Linked DNA regions of Homo sapiens: region 1 is linked to region 2. A link is an interaction called in ENCODE POLR2A ChIA-PET data of the cell type or tissue named here. Cell type or tissue: Panc1. All regions are shown on one strand. Each heading gives the region's core, and the rest is flanking DNA. Links, peaks and the distances in the headings are about the cores only.

Evidence for each region. Peaks named below come from ENCODE experiments on the same cell type or tissue, not always from the same donor. Only the 100,000 strongest peaks of a DNase experiment are listed, where the experiment ranks them.
Region 1: POLR2A ChIA-PET joins it to region 2 with 10 read pairs; 10 of 35 experiments call an interaction of 5 or more read pairs at or near these places.

The regions. Positions count from the first base shown.
Region 1 is chr17:44,604,486-44,613,073 of GRCh38, reverse strand. No RefSeq gene overlaps it. Among named protein-coding and RNA genes, the nearest start is that of LINC01180, 42 kb to the left of the region's middle. RefSeq lists an enhancer at 5,026-5,637. In Panc1, for the core only: no CTCF peak of the experiment used is centred there; no DNase peak of the experiment used is centred there.
Region 2 is chr17:44,534,725-44,543,312 of GRCh38, reverse strand. It overlaps LOC105371791 (a long non-coding RNA gene), which reads right to left and starts at 7,073. Exons shown (of 3, transcript XR_934779.2): 1 at 6,921-7,073; 2 at 6,449-6,558; 3 at 5,456-5,488. RefSeq lists an enhancer at 2,555-3,549. In Panc1, for the core only: no CTCF peak of the experiment used is centred there; no DNase peak of the experiment used is centred there; H3K27ac peaks cover 6,781 bases.

The DNA.
Region 1 (8,588 bases), core at 183-8,182, 70 kb before region 2:
TAATCCCAGCTACTCAGGAGGCTGAAGCAGGAGAATTGCTTGAACCCGGGAGGTGGAGTTTGCAGTGAGCCGAAATCGCCCCACTGCACTCCAGCTTGGGAAACAGAGCGAGACTCTGTCTCAAAAAACAAACAAACAAACAAACAAAACAAAAAGAAAAGGAAAAGAAAAGAAAATAAATAGAAAAGAAAAGAAAAAGAATGATTTGAGAGACATGGAGGAGGCATCAATAACAGAACCTGGGGACTGATTGGACATGGGGTATAGGAGAAGAAGAAGGACGACACTCCAGAGAGGAGATAGTGCTTCAGTGTGCCAAGGAGGAACAAAAGGGGAGCCAAGTTAGGGGGATGGCGGGGTGGTCCGCGAAGATGGGCCACCAGCAATGCCGTCCCCTCATGCGCATGCTGCTCCGTTAGTGCATTTTCTGTCTCCTTAAATCCAGGGTGGAGCCGGGCACCTGATTACATGCCTGTAATCCCAGCATTTTGGGAGGCCAAGGCGGGTAGATCACTTGGGTTCAGGAGTTTGAGACCAGCCTGGCCAACATGGTGAACCCCATCTCTACAAAAAATACGAAAAATGACAAAATCCAACAAAAAGTACATCTCTACAAAAAATATGAAAAATGAGCCAGACGTGGTAGTGAACACCTGTAATCTCAGCTACTCGGGAGGCTGAGGCATGAGAGTGGCTTGAACCCAGGAGGCAGAGGTTGCAGCAAGCCAAGTGCGCCACTGCACTCCAGCCTGGGTGACAGAGTGAGACTCTGACTTAATAAATCAATCAATCCAGGGTGGCCTGTGATTTGCTCTGACCAATGGTGGCAGCAACACTGATGCCCTGACAGGTGAGGTCTAGGTCTTTTTTTTTTTTTTTTTTTTTTTTTGGAGACAGGTCTCTGTCACTCAGGCTGGAGTGTAGTGGTGTGATCATAGCTCCCTGTAACCTCCGCCTCCCAGGCTCAAGTGATTCTCCCACCTCAGCCTCCTGAGTAGCTGGGTCTACAGGCCTGTGCCACTACACCTGGCTAATTTTTCTTTCTTTTCTTTTCTTTTTTTTTTTGAGACAGGGTTTTGCCATGTTGCCCAGGCTGGTCTCAAACTCCTGGCCTCAAGTGTTCCTTCCACCTGGCCTCCCAAAGTGTTGCGATTACAGGCGTGAGCCATCGCGCCCAACCTGAGGTCTAGGTCTTAAGAGACCTGACAACTTCTACTTCTTCCCTGTTGGAAGCCAGTCACCATGTAAAGAGGTCTGGCCACCCTGGAGGAGAGGGAGCTATAGGGAAAGAGAGCGAGGGAGAAGCACCAGAGGATGAGAGACTATGAAGGAAAAGAGAGAGCCCCAACCAGCCCCCTTCTCCTCCAGCCGTCCCAGCAGAGGGGCCAGATATATTTGTGAAGCATCTTGGATGCTCCAGAACCAGTGTGGCAAGCTGTCCACACTGAATCTTGCCCAATTTGTAGAATTGTGAGCAAAGAAAAACTTGTATTATTGGCTGGGCGTGGTGGTTCATGCCTGTAATCCCAGCACTTTGGGAGGCCGAGGCGGGCAGATCACCTGAGGTCAGGAATTCGAGACCAGCCTGACCAACATGGTGAAACCCCGTCTCTACTAAAAATAAAAAATAAAAAATAAAAAAATTAGCCAGGCATGATGGCACATGCCTGTAATCCCAGCTACTTGGGAGGCTGAGGCAGGAAAATTGCTTGAACCCGGGAAGCAGAGGTTGCAGTGAGCTGAGATCGTGCCACTGCACTCCAGGCTAGCCAACAGAGCAAGACTCAAAAAAAAAAAAAAAAAAAGAAAAAGAAAAGAAAAGAAAAGAAAAACTTGTATTGTTGTAAGCACTCAGTTTTGGGGTGGATTATTTACTCAATAGATAACTGAAAAATGAAGGGAGTGGGGAGTAGAGGAGAGAGGCTTTGGGTTCAGTTTGTTGCCTTAGGGTTCTAGACCTCAGAATTTCACAACCATGGCCGGCTGCTTCCCTCCTTTCCTGTTTCCTTGCTAAGCGTCTACAGCTTTGTAGTCCAGAGCTTCAGCCTGGGAAGTTCAGGCATCTGGTCTGCTGTTTCTCTGGTGCCCAAATAAACAGCTCTAAAATTCAATAGCATGTTGATGGCTCTGTTTCTTTGGTCAGTCTATGGTAGGTTCCAGTCCACCTTTGGTTTGGGGGAAGGATTTTTTTTCCTCTGATTTGATACCCCTGGGAGAAATGTTATTTCTTTGTATTATTCAGCTTCTATTAATAACACAAGTCTGAATACAAAGTAGGTGTTCACGAAATGCCAGATGAACAGCTAGATGAGGCTCACTTGGATAGAGTCCTAAATGGGGTCCAATTCCTGAGTTCCCGTCCCACCCAGAGCCCTTCAGTTTCTCCATGTATGCAAAGGAGGTCTCACCTTACTGTTTCCCTGCAGCTCAGGAGCTGGTCCCATAGCTGGGGGTGGGGTGGGGAGTGGAGATACAGATCAATGATGAGTTAAAGGGCTCAAATGCTGTCAGAGTGTCATTCCCTCTGTGCCTCCATGGGGAAATGGCCAGAACTGCAAGGAAGCAGGTGATGTGACATGCATGGGCAGTGTGATTGATGGGGACCAAGACCTGGAGCGGTGGGTCTGCATTCCTTGGCCTGCAGAGGCCTGAGGAGGGGCCGCATGTGTTTGCTGTGTGCACGTGAAAAAAAGAGAGTAGAGAGTAAACAGATCCTTGTTGTTTGGCTCAATGGCCCTCTTCCCCTTCAACCCAGGACGGCCGCCAAGAGCTCAGCCAATTGAGATCACCTGCCTTTATCTGTCTCCATGTTGTGGTGTACTTGGTTTCCCTGCAGAACGGGACTCCCCAAGACAGGGAGCACACCCCTTTCTCAATTTCCTCTTCAGGGCCAGAGAGACTAGGGACCCTCTACGCAGTCCCTATAGGCTGCTCTTGGTGGCCCCTCCAGAGCCCCTTTCTTGCAGCTCTGAGAGGATGTAGCATCCTCCCGTGTCCCCCAACCCAGCTGTCATCACAGTGGAATCCAAGAAGGGACTCAGGAGAGACTCTTGTCCAATCTTCTCTTATTCAAGGGAAGGATACTGATCAGGGAAGTGAAACATCCAACGTCCTGGCTGGTCTCTGGCAGAGTTGAGGCCAAGACCTATGTTTCCTAACTCCCAAGTCAGTGCCTCAGCTGCCCGCACAGCCTCCCTCAGAGCTCTCGCCTCATCAACCTTTTGTTTTTTTGAGACGAAGTCCTACTCTGTCGCCCAGGCTGGTGTGGAGTAGCGTGATCTCGGCTCACTGCGACCTCCACCTCCCTGGTTCAAGCAACTCTTCTGCCTCAGCCTCCAAGTAGCGTGTGCCATCACGCCCAGCTAATTTTTGTATTTTTAATAGAGATGAGATTTCACCATGTTGGCCAGGTTGGTCTCAAACTCCTGACCTCAAGTGATCTGCCCGCCTCTGCCTCCCAAAGTGCTGGGATTACAGGCGTGAGCCACCACTCCCGGCACTACCTCTCTTTTGTTTGTCCTCTACTTTCTCTTCTCAGCCTCTCTCTGGCGCATGCCCCGTGGGAGGGACACTTGCAGCTTCGGGGAGGGGTGGCCAGCAGGCAGCCTTTCTGAGTGAGCGTGGAGCTTACGGCGTTTTTGAACACAGAGAGGCTGACGTGCACTGGCACACGCACACACACTGCCACATCCACATGCAGGTGCTACTTGACTCAGCTGCTTCCGCTTGGCCAGGGAGACACAGGCACACACACAGCCACACACACCTCTGTTAGGTGGCGTGCTCTCCACTAGTCCCTGCTCAGATGGACCCTGGCACCAACAGGAGTCATGGGACTCCTTCCATGGCCTCAGCCCTTGGTGTCCACAGCAGGCGTAACTGGGGGCAACAGATCAAGGACAGATCAGGGACAGTGGAATGACTGACCCCTGTAGCCTGGGATCTGGGAAGACAGGTTCAGAGCCATCATCCTCACGGGCTCATCTTTGTCCACTTAGGATTCCTCCCACTGGGGCCCTGAGTGTCACTCCCAGCTGGATAATGGGAGGGTGAGAACCCCTACTTTCCTTCTTCCTCTTGCTCCCTTTGCCACCCCTTCCCACTGCTTGATAAGAATCTGTTTAAACTAAGCTGCTGCCAGGCCATAGACTCCATGGAGACCCAGCTGGATCTCTTAAAACACAAGGGGAGATGTTTATCTTTTCTCCTAGCCCTGCCTGGGTTACCTCCTCCTGGCACTGCCAGCCAAGGGCCCTGCCTGGTGAGACAAATTAGGGAAGACCAAGCTGGGCCCTGGCACCTAGGCTAAGGGTGTGAGCAGTGTTGGGGGAGGGGTGGGCCTGGCAGGCGGGGGAAGGGCAGGTAGGGAGGTGTCCTTTCAGAGTTTACTCACCTCTTCCTGTCCCCTCACCTCCCACCCCAGCCCCAGTCACTCCACTGCCCCCCACCTCTGGAGAAGCTGAATTGGGATTCGATCCCCAGCCAGTTGCTGGAGTTCCGGAGCAGCTGGCCCAGGCCTTGGGGGAGGGGGCCAGGAATGCTGGGGCTGAGGCCTGGGCCGCCCCAGACAGAGCCGGCTCTGAATTCTGGGAATGTTTGTGCAGCTGGAGCCCATTAGGGGAGAGAGCCAGGCCGCTTATTAATCCCAGCCTTGTTCCCCGGGAGGGGCCAGGGCCCTGCACACGAGTAGAGGGGGAGAGGGCTCTGCTAAGGGAGGCCAGCCCCCAGCCCCCAGCCCCCAGCCCTCAGCCCTCAGCCCCCTGCTTGGTGGAGTCTCAGACAGGAGCTTGGAGATCTGGGGCCCTGCACTTCACTTGCATGGTGCACATGTGTGTGTGGGTGTATGTACCCACATGTGTGTGGGGATGAGTGTGGAGGCAGGGGTGTGGGCACAGTGAGGGGGCAACTGGGGTATGGGGAGGTACAGAGGGTATGGGGGGTATGGCAGAAAGCGCTCCTACATGGAGAGGCAGGGAGCACATGGTGGTCCTGGGAGGTGGTGTGTACACTCCTCAGGGATCCCCACCTGCCCCCAAGAGCTCCTGCTGCCTGCCACTCTGGCTAGTGGGAGAAGAGGAGAAGGAGGGGATGGATTTGTGTGGCCCAAGTGTTGAATGTGTGCACAGATTGCTGAGGACTGAGTGTGGAGGCAGGACCTCCACGTGGAGCCATGGGGGTCATGTCCTGCAACAGCTACAGGGGACGCCATCTGCCCTGACCTCAATGTGAGGAGCACAATCCTGGGGTTGTGCAGTGTATGACCTGCTCAGCTACACACAGTGCTCCTGGGAGTAGGCTGGGAGTCTGGGGGCCTGAGTTTGGTTCCAAGCTGGCACTGCTGTAAGATGTGGCACAAAGGGTGATGACACTGAAACCAAATGTAGGCCTGGCATGATGTTCCAGCTCTTCTGAATAGCATGGGGCCTTGCATCTATTTCTTTTCTTTTCTTTTTTTTGAGACAGAGTCTCGCTCTGTTGCCCAGGCTGGAGTGCAATGGCACGATCTCGGCTCACTGCAACCTCCGCCTCCCAGGTTCAAAAGATTCTCCTGCCTCAGCCTCCTGAGTAGCTGGGATTACAGGTGCCCGCCATGACACCTGGCTAAATTTTTTGTATTTTTAGTAGAAACAGGGTTTCACTATGTTGGCCAGGCTGGTCTTGAACTCCTGACCTCAGGTGATCCACCCACCTCAGCCTCCCAAAGTGTTGGGATTACAGGCGTGAGCCACTGAGCCCAGCTTAATCTCTCTGAGCCTTACTTCCTTTATCCACAGATGGGCATTGGGTCTGTCCTATGTACCTCATAGTAGTGTTCTAACTTGGTGCCATGGAGGGTGGCAGAGGAAGCACCGCTTGCCCGCCTGTTACATGTGTGTTCTCAGGATGCCATCTTGGCAGCGACCTGTCTCCTGTCAGGCCCAGCGCCGTGTGATAGACAGCTGTGGGGGGATGCTCTGGTACATCTGGTACAGAGCTGAGGTCCCCTTGTACTTACTGCTCTCACTCAGGCCCTGCCACATCTCCAGCTGGGGGCTAAGACTGTTAGATGCACAGGGTGATGATACCAGAAAGGTTCCAGGAAGAATTCTACTGGAACTTGGGAAAGTTGGGACCTGTGACGAAAATCCCAGCACCCCGTTTGGGAAACAGGGAGGAAGACGCCATGACCATTCCTTAGAGAGAGGGTTCGCTTGCACGGCCTCTGCTGAACTGCGGTCCAACCCTTCCTGGGAGAAGGTGTGACTTCGGGCTGGTATATTAGAAGGAAGGTCAACGCGGGACAGGGGCGGGGTGGAGGGTGGCTTTGGAGAGACAGTCATCGGCCTTAGCCATCCCCAGAAGCCTTGGTGAAGGAGAAGAAGAAAACCCTCTCCTCTAACCCCTTGTTTCCACAAGCCTCCCTTTGTTCAGAGGGTCAGCTTAGGTATGGTGAGTTCTCTTCAAAACTTCAGAGAGGATTTCCCTGGAGGGTTGGTGGAACAGGAACCACAGAACACCAAGGCTGGTGATTACTGAGACAACAAATGGAAATCTCGGGATGCGCAAAGAATAAGAGCTGTCCGAGAATCCCCAATCATGTCCCGAGGTGGTAGTCCCAGTGGCTTCAAATGCCAGCGGCATTTCTGTCATAGGTGGTCTCTGAACCAGGCACTCTGAGGGCCTCCTCCTGTTAAAGTCTAACACCAGGGCTGTCTCAGTTGAAGAGAACTGCGGAGGTGGGAAGGAGACCCACAAAATTCTGGAGGCTCAGCTCCTGCCTTCAGGGAACCCCAGTCTAGTAGGGAAGACAGTCCCTGACCTCAGGAAGCTCCTGTTCTAACCGAAGGGAGACACCATTTGTCCTCTAGGAACGCCCAGTGTGATGGTGGAGACATACCCTCTGTCTAAGAAACCCCCTCATCTGATGGTGAAGGCAAGACACACAGATGCACACACACACACACTCTCTCCCTCTCTCCCTCTCCCTCTCTCCTACGACACAGAGAGTTTTAAAGATGAAGTGGGCCGGGCGTGGTGGCTCACACCTATAATCCCAGGACTTTGGGAGGCCAAGGCGGACTCCTGAGGTCAGGAGTTCGAGACTAACCTGGCCAACATGGTGAAACCCCATCTCTACTAGTAATACAAAAAAATTAGCTGGGTGTGGCACATGCCTGTAATCTCAGCTACTTGGGAGGCTGAGGCAGGAGAATTGCTTGAACCCAGGAGGCGGAGGTTGCAGTGAGCCGAGATTGCGCCATTGCACTCTAGCCTGGGCGACAACAGCAAAACTGTCTCAAAACAAAAACAAAAACAAAGACAAAAGATGGAGTGAATGTGAGATAAACTAATGGATCAAGTTCTAGGCAGTTGTGAGTAGTGGAATGAGTGATAGGGGAGAAGAAATGAGGCGTCCACTGGGGCAGCTCCCTGGAGGAAGATCTTGTGTGATGGCGTGGGCTGCAGTAGTGTGGGCTGCAGTAGTGTAGGCTGCAGCTTTTCATTGAACAGTTACCCCTGGCTACCTTTCCCCTCTGGGTGAGGTCTGGAAAGAGCATTGGCCTGGGAGATCAGGTTTGTGCTGGGCTCTGACACCAATTTGCTGTGTGACACTGAGCAAGACACAACCTCTCTGAGCTTGTAAAAGTCATGAGCTGATCCCTCAGATCCCTTCCAGCTCCCACATCCTAGACTTCCTGGCCCCAGCCCTTTCGCCCCCGCTTCCTCTCCCCCAGAGCCTCCCCACCGCTGCCCTTCCTCTTGGCCTTCCATTTGGTCTCTCCTGGGGCAGGTGGTCCAGGCAGCTGCCTGGCCTGTGTGGCGATGGGATCCCACCCACAGCGAGGGGTGGTGTTCGCTGGGAGTGGCTGTGACCTGAGGAGCTAGGTTTGGGGCTCAGGTTGGGGGTTCTCGGGTGAGGACCTGACTTTTGGCAGCTTTTCCCAATGCCCTCCAGAAGAGGATATTTGAGGGGAGGGAGAAAAGGGTTCAGGAGATGTCTTGGTTCAGGCTGTGGTGGGTCTGGGTTCCTTGGGGAGGCCTGGGAGGAGCAGTCATGGAAGAACGGGTTGAACTCCACTTCCCCTGAGCTTGGGGACATTGGGGCCAGCATTGGGCCAGGGTGGTTGCTGCAGCTGCTGGGTGTGCTTGTTGTGAGGGAGTTGGGTGAGGGGGTGGGATGTGGATTGGAAGGGACAGCTGGGTCTGCAGGAAGCCTTGCCTGACATCCCTCCTGAGACGCTTCCTCTCCCATCCCCACACTCATGGACGAGAATGAGGGGGGTACTCTCCACCCACCCAGAACAAGAGGCTAGACAGAGACTGGGGAGAGAATCAAGAGGGGCTGGCCTAAGACAGCCAGGTCATGTCCATCTCTGTGCCTTTCCAACAAAAAGGCTTCCATGAAAATGGCTTGGGTGACATAGAGGAGGTGGCAACAGATGACAGCTGGATGGAGGACTCAACTCCTGTTGTCGCTGATTCAGCCTTGAGCACTTCCAACATTTTGCCCTCTCCAGTGTGGGTCCTTCAACTTCAGCAGTGCCTGAGTATCACTTGGTATGCTTGTGAAAACACACGGGGCTGTAAGGCTGGCCTCACTTCAGAGA
Region 2 (8,588 bases), core at 321-8,320:
CCTTAGAGAGAGCCTGCTGAGCCTGGAATGAGAAGAATCTGAACTACAAACAGACCTCCCAGAGGCACCCCCAACTCTTCTCTAACCACTTCTAGCCAGCAAAAGGCTGGCTTCCTGGAGTGGAGGCAGGACTGGGGTTTGGGCCTTGGAGAAGGGGCCTAGGTAGGGGCGGTGGGGGGATATTTTTTCCTGGAGAGAGAGGGGAGGGAAAGGTTGAGGTCAAGATAAGGACCAGGTCATACAAGAACCATTTTCCAGGCAGGGCACGGTGGCTCAGCACTTTGGGAGGCCAAGGTGAGCAGATCACTTGAGGCTAGGAGTTTGAGACCAGCCTGGCCAACATGGTGAAACCCCGTCTCTACTGAAAATACAAAATTAGCCAGGTGTGGTGACAGGTGCCTGTAGTTCCAGCTGTTTGGGAGGCTGAGGCACAAGAATCACTTGAACCCAGGAGGCAGAAGTTGCAGTGAGCCGAGATCATGCCACTGCACTCCAGCCTGGGCGACAGAGCGAGACTCCATCTAAAAAAAAAAAGAACCATTTTCCAAACCAAAAATCATCAGAACCAGCGAGAGTATACTTGCAGGGGCTATGAAATTGGGGGTGTGAAATTAAGCCTGCCCCAGAATGATCCAAGCTATGAGGTCTGTGCCCCAAGAGTGACAAGCAATTGCCCAAATCCAAATACAACCTAGGAAGACAGAAAGAAACTGTTGGCGCCCCTGCCCCCACCCCCACCCCCTTGGCCTCTCTCTCTTCCTGTCTGAAACATTCAGTTGAGGTGGCCTCCAGGGCACACGCTCTCCCAGCCCTGTCTGGGCTGCATAACTGAGTCTAAGAAACCTGTGAATGGGCTTTGGGGAGTTGAGGGCAGGGGTTGGAAGCAGAGGGAAGATGGAGACACCAGCCAAAAGGACAGATGGCACAGAGCCAGAGGAGCCCCTCATGCCTGCCACACTTCCCCAGACCCTGGCCTTCTGCCCACTGTCCCCCTAGCATCCCTCCTCTCACCTGGACCCAGTCTGGGGCTTTGATGTGAGTCAGCCAGGGCTGTCAGTGCCCAGGGATGCCAGGCAGTGTACCAGTGGGGGAACCCTGGGGAGGGGACCAGGGAGGAGAGGCTGCTGGAGCTGGAAGCCGCCTTAGGCACGATGACCTCTTTGCAGGGGCCTCTCTCTCCAGCTTGTATAACACAGCTCCTGCCAAGGGTGGTATAGAAAGGCACAGAGCCCACAGCGGGCTGGGGAAGGCGGCTGAAAAGGCAGCTTAAGGGCTTCCTGCTGGGTGAGATGGATTAGGGGCCTGTGAGGAGGGAGCCGGGCAGTGAGAAAGGCACCGGCCCAGCGCCAGAGCCCCTTGGCCAAGACCCTCTGGGAGCAGGAGGCCCTAGGTGTCTGGCAGGAGGCAGTCAGATCAGCATCCTCCACTTGGCCGAGGGGCTGGGAGGATGGGGATCCAGCCGGAGCGACACACAGGGATGGGGAGCTAGACCCCGGGGCCCCCAAAATAGAGGGGGGAAGGAACGGAGGAGACATTTCTCGATGAAGAAGTGGACTTCTAGCAGGAAAAGGGAGGAGGGAAAGAACTGACTTGCCCAGCGATTCTATCCGTGTCATCCCGCTGCCTCTCAGAGTGAAGGTGTCATCCCAGAGGTTTTCTGCTGGGAGGGGAGGGGACAACCCTTCCTATCCTCCAGCCAGCCCTCTGCTTCTCAAGGACCCCAGTGTGGAGCTGAGAGAAGGGGACCCACATGGTCCTAAAGTTTCCACACAAGCACTGATTTAGGAGAAGAGTGCAGGTGGCCACTAAGACAAGCTGTGCTATTGAGAAACCCTGGGTGATACCTTGGACGGTGACAGTCTCCGGCTGGTTTTGCTCTGGCCTTGGGCTCCATTTGTCTAGTCTGTGAGATGGGATCCCTGAGGCCACACCATGGAGTGGGATGAGCATTGGCAGAGGTGTCAGGGGATCTGACTTAAGCTCTTGGAATCTTGATTTTTTTCACCAAATATAGAAAAGAAGAGTCTGTTCCATTGATTAGATAGTGTATCATTAAGAGATGACATGTGGCCCAGCGTTGTGGCTCACGCCTGTAATCCCAGCATTTTGGGAGGCTGAGGCGGGTGGATCACTGATGGTCAGGAGTTTGAGACCAGCCTGGCCAACATGGTGAAAACCCGTCTCTACTAAAAATACAAAAATTAGCCAGGAGTGGTGGTGGGTGGTAGTCCTAGCTACTCAGGAGGCTGAGGCAAGAGAATCACTTGAACCCAGGAGACGGAGTTCGCAGTGAGCCGAGATCATGCCACTGCACTCCAGCCTGGGCGACAAAGTGAGATTCTGTCTCAAAAAGAAGAAAAAAGAGAAAGAGATGTCACGTGCATTGTGGAAATTGCAAAGTGTGATATGGACATGAGGTATCACTATCCCTGAAGTGCTTGTGTGTGTGTATCCATCCTTTTGATAGATGTTCCAGGGGAGGGGAGGGGACACACTGAGAACCAGGGACTGCCATACGGGATGCGTTGCATCTTTCCATATCTTCACAAGGATTTTGAGAGGATGATATTGTCCCCATTTTACAGATGAGAAAACTGAGGCTCAATAGCTGATATAATTTGCCCAAGTTTATAGAAGCTCATAAAAGGGGGCATCTGAATTAGAAAGCAAGATTCTTGGGTCTCTAACAGGTTATGTGGCCCCAGGGTCTGGAAGCATTATTCGTAGGTCCCTATGTTTAGAGCAAAGATTTCCCCAAAGGTATGAGTCCTTCTTCTCCCTCTAGTTAGGCTCAGTTAGGAACTAACTTGGATTCACAAAATCCATCTCCTCAGAGTACAAAGGTTAGGGAGGGTTTGCAAAGTGGGTGAGAAAGTCTGAAATGGGCCCAGATGACCAGATAAGATACATGGCCAATGGGGACATTCTCTAGAAGGGGATCCAGGGATGGGTACTTCAGCCTCAGGGCATCCGTGGATCAGAGCTGCCCCGTCTCCCATCTCAGCGGGGCCAGCCCCCTTCTTTGTGCTCTTTTTTTTCCCACAGTCCAGCAAGGGGGGTACTGGGATCCCAGGCCCACCCCCTCCTGCTGGGCAGCACCCCATCAACCCCCACATAAAAAGCTTGAGAGTGGAGAAGGAGGGGGGCATTCTCACTCTGAGGAGGCCTCGGCACCCTTCTCCCTTTCTGGGGAACAAGAAACTTGCTGATGGCTTGGGCCCCTTCCCCAGCCCCTGGCCCCAGCCCTGGCTCCCCCAGACAAAAAGCTGCTTTACATGAGAAGAGCGGGCTGGCCTGGCCTTACCCGGGCACTCAAAGAGGCGGTAGCCCCTGACAGCCGCAAGACTGCCCCTTCCCCCACGCCGAGGCCTCGTTTAGTTGCAATTAGCAATTCTTTGCATATCCCCCCACGGGGCTGAGAGGGACGCTCGCCCTCACCTCCCAAACCCAGCCTTCAACCTTCCGAAGCCTCCCAGCCGCGGCTCCCATCACTCTCCCCTCTCCTCCCTCCTCCCCAGTCTCCTCACTGCCCCACCCCCAGCTCGCAAACTAGCTCATCGGCTTCCTGAGTTCTCCAAAGAGGGAGGCACCCAGAGGGGCCAAACCTAGGGTGCTCAGGGTCAGGGTGGGGGTGACCCCCTCCTCGATCCACACTGCCCCTTCCCTCCTCCTTTCCCACTTGCCACCCCCTCTCCAAATCAGGCGTAGCTTTTGGATCACTGGGAGGGGAAAGATAGAGGGAAAAGACATTTTAAGAAAGAGACCTGGGGCTCACGCCTGTAATCCCAGCACTTGGGGAGGCCGAAGCGGGCGGATCATGAGGTCAGGAGTTCGAGACCAGCCTGGCCAACACGGTGAAACCCCGTCTCTACTAAAAATACAAAAATTAGCCAGGCATGGTGGCGCACACCTGTAATCCCAGCTACTTGGGAGGCTGAGGCAGGAGAATCGCTTGAACCTGGAAGGCAGAGGTTGTAATGAGCCGAGATCGTGCCACTGCACTCCAGCCTGGGCGACGGGGGAAACAAAACAAAACAAAACAAAACAAAAAACAAAACAAAAAAAGAAAGAAACAGATCTGAGGGTGAATTGGTGGTGCAGAGATTCGGGGTGCTTGAGAAGGGGAGGAGGCTCTGTCTCGGAGGGAGTCGGGGACTCACCTCTTCTCCCCAGGCTGGTGGGCCTCTCCTTCATTCAGAAGGGCTTCTCTGCAGGGCTGGGGACCTAGAGCCCTCTGATGCCACACCAGCCAGGCAGTGGTAGGGTGGTGCAGCTTTGGAAAATGACTAAGAGGAAATAGAACCCCAGAGCTCTTGTGTTTAGGCTCACACAAATCCACTCCTCAGTATTTGGTCCACCTGAGGCGGGCGTGGGGGTGGGGGTAGGGGAGGGGAGGGAGAGTCAGGAACGTCTTCAAGCCCTTGATCCACATTAATTTTCCCCAGGGCCCTCCCCTCCACTCCCCCAAGTCTCCCGTGGACTTTTCCTGACCCCACCAAGGGGAGCCCCCGGTACAGCGGGTGCTCTAGAGCTGGCAGAGAGCAGGGGACCAGCCAGGCCTGCACTCCCCACACCCGTAGGACCTTCCTTTCCCTGTGGACTGAGACCAAGCATCCCTGGGGGAGAAGACCCCTTCTTTCAGCAATTCCATCCTTTAATTCTGCCCTGGCCTTAAGTGGGGGTCTGTGGGGAGTGGGGTATGATGTGCAACAAACACTTGTGGTCTACCTGGTGGTTAAGGGGCAGAGCAAGGCAGAGGGACTAAGCCCCCTCCCCTAGGGTCATCTCAGCTCCAAGTGTGGCTTTTATGGAGGACTCAGGGATTCCTGGCTGGTATGCTGCTGGTGAGGGGCATCTCCTAGGGGTCTCTAGGATTTATGGAAGGAAGAGGGCAGGACTGATTTAGAGGCATAGCAGAGGCTCATGGTTGAGCTGAGATGGGCTGGGTTATTTGGGGTAGTCCTCTCCCCATTTTAAGTATTGTAGTGTACCCTGCACTAGGGGGTGGGCAGGCATGGCTTAGGTTTAAGAGATAAAGGAGAAAGATCTGGCTCCTTTTGAGAGGTGAAGCTAGCTGGACTTTCTGGGTGGAGTGGGGGCTTGGAGAATTTCTTGGCTAGCTAAAGGATTGTAAATGCACCAATCAGCACTCTGTAAAAACGCACCAATCAGTGCTCTGTGTCTAGCTACAGGATTGTGAATGCAGCAATCAGCACTCTGTAAAATAGACCAATCAGCACTCTGTAAAATGGACCAATCAGCAGGATGTGGGCAGGGACAAATAAAGGAATAAAAGCTGGCCACTCCCCCCATCCCCACCCCCACTCCCAGCCAGGAGACCCAACCCGCTTGGGTCCCCTTCCCTGCTTTGGAAGCTTTGTTCTTTCGCTTTTCCCAATAAATCTTGCTGCTGCTCACTCTTTGGGTCCATGCCATCTTGAAGAGCTGTGACACTCACTGCGAAGGTCCACGGCTTCATTCTTGAAGTCTGTGAGACCAAGAACCCAAGAAGCCTGTAAGACCAAGAACCCATGGGAAGGAACCAACTCCAGACACACTTTTAACAACCTGTGATGGGCTCTCAAAACTCACATCTTAGGCTGGCGTGGTGGCTCACGCCTGTAATCCCAGCACTTTGGGAGGCCGAGGCGGGTGGATCACGAGGTCAGGAGATCGAGACCATCCTGGCTAACATGGTGAAACCCCGACTCTACTAAAAATACAAAGAAATTAGCCGGGCATGGTGTTGGGCACCTGTAGTCCCAGCTACTCAGGAGGCTGAGGCAGGAGAATGGTATGAACCCGGGAGGCAGAGCTTGCAGTGAGCTGAGATCGCGCCACTGCACTCGAGGCTGGGCGACAGAGCGAGACTCCGTCTCAAAAAAAAAAAAAAAAACCTCACATCTTTGGAACCTGGCCTGACATCTCAGAACCAGGGAGAAAACTGCAGATTGACTCTCAAAGAAGGGGTTCATTGGAGGCCTCAGGTGTTTCTGGAGAAGTAATCACTCATGATTATTTCCTAGGGAATTTGCCTCCCTTTCCCTTCAGAAGTCCCCAGCCATTGTTTGGGAAGAAAAAGTGCCATTTGTTTTTCATTTTTTTGAATTTTTAATTTTTAAAATATTTATATTTCATTTAAAAAAATAGAGACGAGGTCTCACTATGTTGCCCAGACTGGCCTCGAACTCCTGAGCTCAAGCAATCCGCCTGCCTTGGCCTCCCAAAGTGCTAGGATTACAGGCGTGAACCACTGCACCCAGCCTAAAAGTGCCCTATAAATGAAAGAAGGGATGTAAGTTCCCAGCTGGAGGTGAGGGGGTGGAAGAGGTAACTAGGAAAGTGGGAACTGAGGTCCTAGCCGGTGGGAGAGAGGCGCCATCTCGGGCTTCCTCCTCCAAATCTATCCCTGAGGCTTTCAGTACAAGCCTGGATTCCAGTTCCTCACCAGCGCCGGGCGAGGCTGGGCTTCTGGACCCCTGGGACGCTGCCTCATTCAGCTTGCTGAGAAGCTCCGGGTCTCTGGACCTGTGAAGACCTCGTGGCCACCCAGCTGCCCTGGGAGGAAGGAATTGAATGGGGGTCAAGTGTTGGGAGGTCTGGACAGGAAGCAGTTGTGAGCCAAAGGCAGGAAATGCTCCTTAGGAGCTGTCCTCCCACAGCTAACCTCCTCTGAGAAGATTGTTCACCACCCTCCCCTCCAGAGCAAGGAAATGAGGACAGAGGGAGAATGAGCCAGGGGCCCTGCCACTCACTGCCACCTCCCATTCCTGCTCACCAATTTCTGTAGTCTGTCCAGGTCCAGACCCTCCCTAGCCTAAGGTGTCTGGAGCTCCATCTGGCTGACAGCCCCTCTGTCTGGCCCCACAGTCAAGGCCCTCACAGTTTGTGGTCAGCAGGCCTTGTCTCCCTCCACTCACCCAGGAGCACTGGGCACCCAGCCCCACTGCTGGCTGGCCTTGCCTCCCTGGCCTTTGCTGTTTTGGCCTTCGTGTTTCCCTCTGCTCTTCTCCCCAGGGCAGAGTCCCACAAATCTTTAGAAATACAGCTGGAACCTGGAATCCGCTGAGACAGCTTCCCTGAAACTCTCTCCCTCAGGAGTTCCCGCCTCTGAGGTTCCTACACCAAGTTGTTCTCACTTCTTAAAACACAGACCACATGTTCCCCTGCTTTAGAATATTCAAATGATCCTGTCTGTCTTCCACTGAGCTGAGAGTTCCCAGAGCAGCTCTGCCCCACAGAAATAAGATGGAAGTCACAGATGCCATTTAAAATGTTCTATCCAGCCTGGGCAACATAGTGAGATCTCACCTGTTAAAAACAAACAAAAACCTACATAAAAGTTAGCTGGGTACAGTGATGCATACCTGTAGTCCTAGTCCCAATGACTGAGGAGTCTGAGGCAGGAGGATAGATTGAGCCCAGGAGTTTGAGGCTACTGTGAGCTATGGGAAAATTAATTTTTTGAGACAGGGTCTCACTTTGTCACCCAAGCTGGAGTGGAGTGGTGTGAACACAGTTCACTGCAGCCTCAACCTCCTGGACTCAGGCGATCCTCCCCCGCCCTCAGTCCCCACAAGTAGCTGGGATTGCAGGTGTGTGCCACCATGCCCAGCTAATTTTTGTATTTTTTGTAGACACAGGGTTTCACCATGTTGCACCGGCTGGTCTCGAACTCCTGAGTTTAAGCGATCCGCCCGCTTGGCCTCCCGAAGTGTTGGGATTACAGGCATGAGCCATCGTGTCTGGCTAAAATTAATTTTAATAATATATCTTATTTAACCCAATAGATCCAAAATACTATCATTTCCACGTGTAATCAATATAAAAGTTGTTAATGCTATATTTTACATTTTTTTCAAAAAGTCCTTAGAATTCAGTGTGTATTTTGCACTTTCAGCACATCTCAACTTGGATTAGTCCTGTGCTCTACAGTCATGTGGCTGGTGGGTAGTATATTAGCACAGTTCTAGAGAACAGGGATGGAGCCCTGTGTCTATACTTACATTAAGTCCAGATAATGTCTTGTTTAAAAAGCCCAGTTGTTTGGCCAGGCATGGTGACTCACACCTGTAATCCCAGCACTTTGGTAAAAGGTGAAAGATTTATACGATCTGAAGAGAAACCAGACTATACTCCCAGCACTTTGGAAGGCCGAGGTGGGTGGATCAGCTGAGGTCAGAAGTTCGAGACCAGCCTGGCCAACATGGCAAAACCCCGTCTCTACTAAAAATACAAAAATTAGCTGGGGGTGGCTGGGCGCAGTGGCTTACGCCTGTAATCCCAGCACTTTGGGAGGCTGAGGCGGGCAGATCACCTGAGGTCAGGAGTTCGAGACCAGCCTGGCCAACACGGTGAAACCCTGTCTCTACTAAAAATACAAAAAAATTGCCAGGCATGTGGTGGGCACCTGCAGTCCCAGCTACTCAGGAGCCTGAGGCAGGAGAATCGCTGGAACCCGGGAGGCAGAGGTTGCAGTGCGCTGAGACTGCACCATTGCACTCCAGCCTAGGCAACAGAGTGAGGCTCTGTCTCAAAAAAAAAAAAAGCCCGATTGTTGGAATCAGACTGCTTGGGTTTGAACACTG